2 separate regions of the Homo sapiens genome follow, and region 2 is linked to region 1. A link is an interaction called in ENCODE POLR2A ChIA-PET data of the cell type or tissue named here. Cell type or tissue: HepG2. All regions are shown on one strand. Links, peaks and the distances in the headings refer to the core of each region. The heading gives the core; the rest is flanking DNA. Region 1 overlaps LOC105370689 (a long non-coding RNA gene). Region 2 has its middle 32 kb from the start of COA8.

What was found. ChIA-PET counts read pairs that join two places held together with the same protein. Peaks named below come from ENCODE experiments on the same cell type or tissue, not always from the same donor. Only the 100,000 strongest peaks of a DNase experiment are listed, where the experiment ranks them.
Region 2: POLR2A ChIA-PET joins it to region 1 with 6 read pairs; 1 of 35 experiments calls an interaction of 5 or more read pairs at or near these places.

The regions. Positions count from the first base shown.
Region 1 is chr14:103,877,479-103,882,844 of GRCh38, reverse strand. It overlaps LOC105370689 (a long non-coding RNA gene), which reads right to left. Exons shown (of 3, transcript NR_188198.1): 2 at 5,250-5,366; 3 at 2,467-3,441. Among named protein-coding and RNA genes, the nearest start is that of PPP1R13B-DT, 32 kb to the right of the region's middle. RefSeq lists enhancers at 693-1,374, 2,058-2,740, 2,599-2,893. In HepG2, for the core only: no CTCF peak of the experiment used is centred there; DNase peaks (open chromatin) are centred at 1,294 and 2,644; H3K4me3 peaks cover 2,712 bases.
Region 2 is chr14:103,592,418-103,597,783 of GRCh38, reverse strand. No RefSeq gene overlaps it. Among named protein-coding and RNA genes, the nearest start is that of COA8, 32 kb to the right of the region's middle. RefSeq lists a silencer at 3,948-4,087. In HepG2, for the core only: a CTCF peak has its summit at 2,264 (motif pointing right); a DNase peak (open chromatin) is centred at 3,223; H3K4me3 peaks cover 1,011 bases.

The DNA of each region.
Region 1 (5,366 bases), core at 156-5,155:
GGGAGGGCCTGAGGCCAGGTGCAATTCCCCAGGGCTGGTCCTCACAGGTCCTCCCATGGTGTTAGCAGGGCCCCAAGGCCCCCACCCAGGCCCGAGGCCTCCTTGCTGTTCCATCCGGCCCCAGGGTGCAAGCGCTGCCATTTGGCACTTACATAAAGCATTCAGCAGGCACTCAGCCTGGGCAGGGCCGGGGAGTGGGAGGCAGCTCCTAACATCTGGAGAACATCACCTCCCTGTCCTACATGCTGGAGATAATACAGCTTGTTTGTCTGGGGAGATGCACCTTCCTGGCTGTGCCCAGAGCCGACGGGGCTTTTATGCAATCGAGTGTTTTCAGTGATGACCCTGGAGAGCCACCCCACTTTGGGGGTGAAGGAGGGCCCACACTCGAATATTTTCTATATTGTAAGTTATTTAATCCCTCTGGAGTGGATCTCTCCCAGTGATGTGAAATAAACCAGCTTTCTCTCTTGAGAGTTGTCCAAACCCTATGTACAGAGTAGTCTACCTTTTCCCCCACGGATCTGCAGAGCCAGCTCTTTGTGGGTCAAGTTCTTTAAGAGTTTAGGTTTGATCCTAAAAGTAGCAGAGACCAGTAAACCACTCTAATCCAGGGGGCTGTAGCCTGAGCAGAGAACCATGGCAGGGCAAGCTGGGCGGTGGCTGCTCTCAGCCGGGGTGCGGGGGGGGTATGAGGAGGCAGCAGGGAGGCAAAGGAGGGGCAGGCTTGGAAATAACCTGGGGGGTCTGTTCCCAGTGAGGTCCTGGCTGTCTCCCCTGGGAGCGCTTCTGCAGGCAGGGTCTGCTCTTGGGCAGCCGGGTCTGGCTTCCCTGGCAGGGCCAGGAACGGGGCCCGGAGCCCTGCACGAGACGGATCTGACTGGGTGTCCTGCCTGAGAGCGCCTTCATTTCCCGGATTCCAGGAAGGCTCCCAGAGGGGCAGCGGGCAAGCCCTCAATAGGGGTGTGCGCATCCTGCAGCTCTCGCCAGCCCTTCCGGTGGCCAACAAGAGGCCGGGTGGAGTTTCTGGGAGTGTGTCTGGCCATCCGGAGTCAGGGGCTGGCAGGCAGGAAGGCCCCAAGTTCAGCTAGGCCCCGAGCCTCCCAGAACAGCAGGGAACCGAGGTCCAAGAACCAGCCCGCAGTCACAGAGCAGAGCCACCAAGGGAGAGCCCAGGGCTGCTGGGGGAAAACGGGTGGTGGCAGCCAGTGCCTGGCTGCTGGCCCTGGCCCTCTGTGTGGCCTGGACCCTTCGGCCCCTCCCTGTCTGAAAGCTGCTGGCTGACCGGCTCCACGTTCCAGGTGTCCAAGGCCATGCACAGCCACGTGCTGACCGTGAAGTTGTCCCTGAGCCCAAGCATGCCGACCAGTTGGCCTGGGCACTGCCACGGCAGTGGAGGGCAGCACAGACACAGGCTGCAGGCGACAGGCCTGCCCAAGGGGGAGTTGGCAGCGCACCAGAGGCGAAGGCAGATTCTGAGTTTGCAGCCTCAGCTTCCTGGGGCAGGGGGCAGAGCTAGGGAGGCAGAAATGTGGGAGGGCAGGAAGATGGGGAGAGGCCAGAGGGTTCTGGTTGCCTCTGTAGAAAGGCTGGTGGGGTCCCCTTGCAACACTGGCCCTTGGGCACTCAGCATTCAGGCGGGGCCATGGAGGCAGGCTGCACCAAGACGGAGGTGACCAGCTGTAGGGTGGACTTGGGGATGAGCTAATGAGGCACAGAGAGGGAGGGCTGTGCCCAGGGAAGAATGACTGGGGACCCTAAGAATGAAGCCCAGGGAGGAGGGGGCGTCCCATGCGGGAGACATGGAGTCCCATCACCACACCTGCCAGTGGGCCTCTCTAAATCGCCCCTACCCTTCCAGCCAGCTGCCCCCGAAATGCTGGAGCAGCAGAAACAGCGCAGCTGCTGGCTCTTGCTGGGAGGCCCTGCTCCCGACAGAGCTGTCCTCAGGAGAGGGCAGGGGAATGGGGTTGGAGGGAGCATCCAGCCAGCTGTCTCAGAGGTTGGGGGAAGGAGAGAGAGGAGGCTTGCGCTGTGGATACCCACTGGTGACTTCCAGCAAACAGCTCAGGATGAAAAGGGCTGACTGGAGCACTAGCTCCTCCCATGACGAAGGGAGGTGGGCATTGCTGCTGGGCGACCCCTGGCCCGGGCTAGGAGGGTGGGGGAGCCATTCATCCCAACAGCTTCTCATTCGGTGACCCTGAAACAGGGGGCAAAGCAGGCGTCAGCGTTTCCCGAGCATTTCCTCTGGTGGATCTGCAGCACGTGGGCACGCTTCCAGGGCACTCTGCCAGTCCCCAAAACCACACACGGGGTTGCCACAGAGGGGACTGAAAACATACTGAGCAGCTTCAGTGCTGGACCACAATTGTAAGCACATTTTCTAGCGGCGATTTCACGGTCCTCAAAAGGTGAGTCCCTTGGGTCCCTCCCAAGGAGCCCCAGAGGCCGAGAGGCCAGTGCTGGTTAATGGACCTCACTTTATTCCAGCTTTATTAGCTAATGGCAGCTAAAAGTGATTTTACACAAAATAATGTGTCGGAGATCATTGTTCCCGGGCACAGGTCCCAAATTCCAGCCCACGACCGAAGGCCAAACGTGCCCGTTAATGATTAAACCTCTGGAGTCAGTGCTCAGGGACACAGGCAGGGAGCAGCCCGGAGAGCTGCCGGTCAAGGTGCCCGGCCGGGTGGGGGTGGGGCAGCAGCCAGGCCCCGCCCAACAGGAACCAGTTCCTGCCCAAAGCAGGAGGGGAAAGGCTTTTCCACCAAGGGAAAGCTAAATATTGTCTAAATCCGGCACCCAGGACGACACACAGGCTTCCCATTGTCTGCCACACAGCAGGTCTCGGCCACGGCCCAGGTTGCACCCGTGTGAGGTCAGGGAGGGTGGAGCATCCCGGGGAGGGGGCCTGCCCCCACCGTCTTCCTCTGCACCGAGGCACATTCTTGGGAAAGGTCTTATGTTGCCAAAAGGGCTTAACCACATGACACAAGTGAGCGTAGGTGGGCACCAGTGAGGAAAAGCCATCCTTGGCAGCAGAAGCCGGTGCAGGGGCGACGCTTCAGACCACAGGAAGCGAGCTCTCCACGGTGGCCGAGGGCTTTTCCACTCGGCGAGCCTGGGCACCAGTCCCAGCTCTGCTACCTTTTCGCTGTCGTAGGTTATCTCAGTTTCCTCCTCTGTAAAATGGGAACGTGGTACCTGACCTCAAGGTCACCAAGAGGTCTACCGAGTGGCCCCTGTGAAACACGTAGTGCCGGAGCCCTGGTACCTGCAAGCTCTCAATACCCGGCGATCACGTTCATTACGATTAGGATCACCAGATTCTGTTCCTTTGCGAGATCCTTTCCAACTGCACTTTCATGTCAGTGTTCGTTTGCAGGTTGATGTTGGACCGTATTTACATTCAGTGTTTGGGGCTGACCGGGAAGAAATCTGAAAGTGGAAGAGAAGGGAAGGCACCGGTAACCTCGTCTTCCCAAGAGGAGGTCAGAGGTGAGTGTGAAAGTAAACATATTCTTTTTTTTTTTGAGACGGAGTCTCACTCTGTTGCCCAGGCTGGAGTACAATGTCACCATCTCAGCTCACTGCAAGCTCTGCCTCCCGGTTTCAAGCAATTCTCCTGTCTCAGCCTCCCGAGTAGCTGGGATTACAGGCCCCCACCACCACGCCTGGCTAATTTTCGCATTTTTAGTAAAGATGGGATTTTAGCACGTTAGCCAGGCTGGTCTCGAACTCCTGACCTCTGGTGATCCGCCTGCCTCGGCCTCCCAAAGTGCTGGGATTATAGGCGTGAGCGACTGCACTTGGCCTAAAAGCTCATTATTGAAAGCCACTCAGTTACAGAGCGAGACGACCTCAGAAAGCAGAGAAAATGCGCCCGCTTTAAGTTTTTTTTATATGGGGGTCTTATCTGTATAAAGACTAAACTAAGCTGTGCCCACGTGCGCGGGTGGGCTGATAGCATGACAGAATTTATTATTCGGTTGATTTAAAGAAAACTATCCTTGACATTTTAGTATGCAGGTACAAACAGCATAAGTAGAATTATCTTGAAAGCATATATTATTGTGTCTATCAGAACATCTGGACTTTTCATCGTTGTGGGAGTGTGTCCTTGCAGGTATTTTTAAGCTGTTTTCTCATTTGTAAATATCTCAGTACTATGTGACTGGCAAGGAATGTCCTTTACTAGTTTTAAGATGAAGTTTGTTTTAAGATGTTGTGACCCTGGCTCTCCTAGGCTCTTGTTTCCCTAATAGCAGAAAGAATATTATTTAAAGTTACCAAGGGCCGGGAGCAGTGGCTCATGCCTGTAATCCCAGCAATCTGGGAGGCTGAGGCAGTCAGATCACTTAAGCTCAGGAATTCAAGACCAGCCTGAGCAACACGGTGAAACCCCGCTCTGCAAAAATACAAAAAGTAGCTGGCAGCGTGGTGTACGCCTGTAGTCCCAGTCACACAGGAGGACTAGGTGGGAGGATCGATTGGGCCCCGGAGTTCGAGGCTGCAGTGAGCTGTGTCCACACCACTGCACTCCATCCTGGGTGACAGAGCAAGACCCTGTCTTTAAAAATTAAATTAAAACATATGCCGGGCGCAGTGGTTCAAGCCTGTAATCCCAGCACTTTGGGAGGCTGAGGTGGGCGATCACCTGAGGTCGGGAGTTCCAGACCAGCCTGGCCAACGTGGTGAAACCCCATCTTTACTAAAAATACAAAAATTAGCTGGGTGTAGTGGTGCGCGCCTGTAGGCCTAGCTACTTGGGAGGCTGAGGCAGGAGAGTCACTTGAACCCGGGAGGCAGAGGTTGCAGTTAGCTGAGATCACGCCACCGCACTCCAGCATAGGCAACAGAGAGAAACTGTCTCAAAAAAAAAAAAAAAAAAAAAGTCTGGGCATGGTGGCTCACACCTGTAATCCCAGCACTTTGGGAGGCTGAGGTGGGCAGATCACCTGAGGTCAGGAGTTCGAGACCAGCCCAACCAACATAGTGAAACTCCGTCTCTACTAAAAATAGAAAATTAGCTGGGCGTAGTGGTGGGCACCTGTAATCCCAGCTACTCGGGAGGCTGAGGCAAGAAAATCACTTGAACCCAGAAGGCAGAGGTTGCAGTGAGCCGAGACTGTGCCGCTGCACTCCAGCCTGGGCAATAAGAGCGAAATTGCATCTCGAAAATAAATAATAAATAAATAAATAAATAAAGTTACCAAAAAAGCAGTAGAAGAAATAAAAATAATTACATTAACAATAAAGTTTGTAGGGTAATGTGATGTAGCTGAATTCCCATCTTTCACATGGAGGAGTCAGTAGTGTCTAAAATTTGGTAAGTCGGAGAAAAGAGACGCTGTGCATGGCGC
Region 2 (5,366 bases), core at 154-5,153, 290 kb after region 1:
GACAGGACGGCCGAGTGGGTTCTGTAAATCTAGAATTTTTCTTTTCTTTTCTTTTTTTTTTTTCTTGAGATGGACTTTTGCTCTTGTTGCGCAGGCTAGAGTGCAATGGCGTGATCTTGGCTCACCGCAACCTCCGCCTCTCGGGTTCAAACAATTCTCCTACCTCAGCCTCTGAGTAGCTGGGATTACAAGAATGCACCGCCACGCCCGGCTAATTTTTTGTATTTTTAGTAGAGATGGGGTTTCTCCATGTTGGTCAGGCTAGTCTCGAACTCCCGCCCTCAGGTGATCCAACCACCTTGGCCTCCCAAAGGGCTGGGATAACGGGCGTGAGCCACTGCATCCAGACTCTTTTTTTTTTTTTTTTGAGATGGAGTCTTGCTCGTCGCCAGGCTGGAGTGCAGTGGCTCGATCAAGGTTCACTGCAAACTCCGCCTCCCGGATTCAAGCGATTCTTCTGCCTCAGCCTCCCGAGTAGCTGTGACTACAAATGTGTGCCACCACACCCAGCTAATTTTTGTATTTTTAGTAGAGACAGGGTTTCACCATGTTGGCCAGGATGGTCTTGATCTCTTGACCTCGTGATCTGCCTGCAGTGGCCTCCCAAAGTATTGGGATTACAGGCATAAGCCACTGTGCCAGGCTTTTTTGTTTTTTTTTTTTTTTTTGAGACAGAGTCTCTCTCTGTTTCCCAGGCTGGAGTGCAGTGGCGCAATCTCAGATCACTACCACCTCTGGCTCCCAGGTTCAAATGATTCTCCTGCCTCAGCCACCCAAGTAGCTGGGATTACAGGTACCCACCACCACACCTGGCTAATTTTTGTATTTTTCGTAGAGATGGGGTTTCACCATGTTGGCCAGGCTGGTCTCCAACTCCTGACCTCAGGTGATCCACCTGCCTCAGACTCCTAAAAGTGCTGGGATTACAGGCGTGAGCCACCTTGCCTGGCCAGAGTTCTGTAAATCACTGAGGCTTGTCCAGAGCACTGAGGGGCACAGAGCAGGAGCACCTGTCCAGCCAGGGGAGACTGCGGTTTCATAGGGGAGCCGTGTCTTTGTGCAGTGGGGAGTGGTTGTGAGGGCATTCTAGGCTACACCTGAGGCTCCAGATAGATGAGGCCAGGTACGGAGTATGACAGGTGACTTGAAGGGCTCCTGTAATTGTATGTACATCCCTACTTGAAATTTCATGTCTTGGCCGGGAGCAGTGGCTCATGCCTGTAATCCCAGCATTTTGAGAGGATGAGGTGGGAAGATCGCTTAAGCCCAGGAATTCGAGACCAGCCTGGCCAACATAGTGAAACCGTCTCTACAAAAGTATAAAAATTAGCTTGGTGTGGTGGCCAGTGCCTGTACTCCCAGTTACTCAGGAGGCTGAGGCAGGAGGATCGCTTGAACCTGGGAGGCAGAGGTTGCAGTGAGCGGAGAGTGCGCCACTGTACTCCAGCTTGGGGGACAGAGTGAGACCCTGTCTCAAAAAAAAAGAAATTTCATGTCTTAAAACTTGGCTATTAATTTCACAGTGCTTTCATTGTGACATAGCAAGAAATCATTTTTATTAATGAGCACTCAGATGTAATTGCTGGACCTTGTGAGTAGAGAGCCTTCTGCAATTGAAAGTTAAGAATAGGCTGGGCACGGTGGCTCAAGCCTGTAATCCCAGCACTTTGGGAGGCCGAGGCAGGCGGATCATGAGGTCAGGAGTTTGAGACCAGCCTGGCCCATATGGTGAAACACTGTCTCTACTAAAAACACAAAAATTAGCTGGTGGTGGTAGCGCGCACCTGTAGTCCCAGCTACTCGGGAGGCTGAGGTAGAAGAATCGCTTGAACCCAGCAGGTGGAGGTTGCAGTGAGCCAAGATCGCGCCACTGCACTCCAGCCTGGGGACAGAGCGAGACTCGGTCTCAAAAAAAAAAAAAAGAATATAATTGAAATCTATGATTAACTGGGAATGTAAACATGAGTCAGATCAGCTGATTCTGTAAAACATTCTGGTGGGGTCTACATTATGTGGCTGGCTTTTTTCTCTTACTTTAAATCTTGCTAGTCTTTGCAGGGGGAGCAACAATGAACTACCAACATCGGGGCCCTTGTGCCCAGCAGAGCAGGTGCTCAGTATTTCTCGGCTGAATAAACATTGACAGATTTTAACCATTCCCCACATCTCCTCCCTTCAAACGCTTGCAGCCTATAGATGAGGGAGCAACCAGAACAGCTGGTCGGCAGGTGGGACCAGCTGGAGGGGTGCGGCCCACATCCACCAGGAGGCAGGGGTGGCTCAGCCTCACGCTCAGCCATCCACGACAAAAGCTGATCCACTGCAGAGCATGCATCACAGAGGAAAATACTCTGGAAAGGAATGAAGGCGCTGTAGCACACCGTTCAGAAGGGATCTATGTTAAAAGGCAAAAAAATAATGCAAGCATGGGGGAGCCTGAGAGGGAATCTAATAAGACTCTGGGAAGGCGAACCCAGTGGGCCACGGGGAGGAAAATGCCAGCAGCACCCAGACCCCAAACTCTACTGGCTGCCTCCCAATAAGGGGGCTTTCAGAACAGGAACCTCCAGCCTCACCTTCAGGAAAATTAATTATGGATTTAGAAAGGAAGCCTATTCCTTTGTCATCTACTCCTTCCTATGCTGCTCCGATTTCCTAACCAGACACACTGTTACAATTTTAACTTTAAAAATCTCAGCAGAATAGAGCTATTTTTGTTTCTGTTTTTTGTTTGTTTGTTTGATTGTGTTTTGAGACGGAGGCTCACTCTGACGCCCAGGCAGGAGTGCAGTGGTGCGATCTCGGCTCACTGCAACCTCTGCCTCCTGGGGTCAAGCGATTCTCCTACCTCAGTCTCCTGAGTAGATGGGGTTACAGGCATGCGCCACCATGGCCCAGCTAATTTTTGTATTTTTAGTAGAGACGGGGTTTCACCACACTGGCCAGGCTGGTCTCAAACTCCTGACCTCGTGCGGGGGTCACGCCAAAGTGCTGGGATTACAGGCGTGAGCCACCGCACCCGGCCTTGTTGCTGTTTTTCTTAAAAAAAAAAAAAAAAAAAGTGCTGGTAGCAAAAATAAAAATAAAAAAAATCAGCAAACAGAAAACTGTCATACAATCTGCCAGGAGTTGCGTGGTTTCTCCATTAATCAGAAGTCTAAAATACTCCTTGCAAATGTACAGAACAAAGGGCCTTCTGTGGCTCACTCCTCTGCTGGGGGCGGAAGGCTCAGCGTGTGCCTGAGGCACAAAGGCTTGGAAGCAGCCACTTCCCCGTGCTGGAAGCAGACTAAAGGGCTTGTCAGAAAACAGCTCTCAAGCTTTGTCCTCTTAGGCGCAAAAGATCGAAGCAGGGTAGCACTGCTGCCCCAAGGCAAGGCTTCTCCGTAGCCCTGATGCAATTCCGCTTCCTTTAAAGAGCAGCATGTGTGTGGGCAGGCCCGGGTCCTCCAGCTGCAGCTCCTAAAGATGCTCCCCACACGGCGGCCTTTCCCTGGGGAGGTTTTTCTTGAAGATGCTTCTATTAATCATTATAACTCCAGCATTTGTGCAGAGCAAATGCTGTACCTGACGCCAACTGGAGCCCTGCTGGGGGCTCTGCCAGAGCTACGGGATGGCCTCAAGGGAGCTGAGGCTTGCAGGCAGGTGCAGCTTCCGGTACATTATTAGGATTAAATAAAAACAAGGAAGGCCGGGCTCGGTGGCTCACACCTGTAATCCCAGCACTTCGGGATGCCGAGGTGGGCAGATCACGAGGTCAGGAGTTTGAGACCAGCCTGGCCAACATGGTGAAACCCCATCTCTACTAAAAATACAAAAATTAGCCAGGCGTGGTGGTACACACCTGTAATCCCAGCTACTCTGGAGGTTAAGGCAGGAGAATTGCTTGAACCCGGGAGGTGAAGCCTGCAGTGAGCAGAGATCATGCCACTGCACTCCAGCCTGAGTGACAGACCGAGACTCCGTGTCAAAACAAAACAGAAAGAGGAAAAGGCATTAGATATCCTGTTTTCACTGACCTGAGATAGCCCTCGTGAGTCCTGCTGAACTTCTGTTAGCCACATCCGGCTCCTTTTTTTGGGTGAATATGAGCAGGTAAAAAATCAGTTTCTACAAAGACCACCCAACACACAAAGTGGGAGAAAGAGACTCAATATTATTTTGCTTTTAAACTCCAAATTAAAATATTTAAAATATTTGGAATTTTAACAAACATGCATTTTGTGGGAAAAGTGGTATAAAACACATCAGTGGGCTGGTCGCGGTGGCTCACGCCTGTAATCACAACACTTTGGGAGGCTGAGGTGGGCAGGTCGTGAGGTCAAGCGATCAAGACCATCCTGGCCAACATGGTGAAACCCTGTCGCTACTAAAAATACAAAAATTGGCTGGGTGTGTTGGCACGTACCTGTAGTCCCAGCTACTTGGAAGGCTGAGACAGGAGAATCGCTTGCACCTGGGAGGCAGAGGTTGCAGTGAGCTGAGATCGCGCCACTGCACTCCAGCCTGGGCGAACGAGCAAGACACCGTCTCAAAAAACAACAACAACAAAAAAACCAAAAACCCACATCACTGAGATAAGCTTTATTTTGTAACTATTTAAAAGCCCACAGAAATACTTTATTTGAATATGGCTGTTACAATTATATTAACCTAATTAAAAAAAAACTTGAGCATACAAATTTTTGGGTTAATTTTTTTTTTTTTTTTTTGGAGAGAGAGTTTTACTTGTCATCCAGGTTGGAGTGAGTGGCACGATCTCGGCTCACTGCAACCTCTGCCTCCCAGGTTCAAGCAATTCTCCTGCCTCAGCCTCCTGAGTAGCTGGGATGACAGGCGCCTGCCACAACACCCGGCTAATTTTTGTATTTTTAGTAGAGACGGGGTTTCACCATGTTGGCCAGGCTGGTCTCGAACTCCTGACCTCAGGTGATCCGCCCTCCTAAAGTGCTGGGATTACAGGCATGAGCCACCACACCCAGCTGGATAATCTTTTTTTTTTTTTTTTAAGATGGAGTCTTGCTCTGTCACCCAGGCTGGAGTGCAGTGGTGCGATCTCAGCTCACTGAAACCTCTGCCTCCCGGGTTCAAGTGATTCTCCTGCCTCAGCCTCCCGAGTAGCTGAGACTACAGGCGTGCGCCAACATGCCCAGCTAATATTTGTATTTTTAGTAGAGCTGGGGTTACACCATGTTGGCCAGGATGGTCTTGATCTCTCCACCTCGTGATCCGCCAGCCTCGGCCTCCCAAAGTGCTGAGATTACAGGCGTGAGCCACTGCGCTAGGCCAATCTTTTTTTTTTCTTGAGATGGAGTCTTGCTTTGCCACCCAAGCTGGAGTGCAGTGGTACTATCTCAGCTCACTGC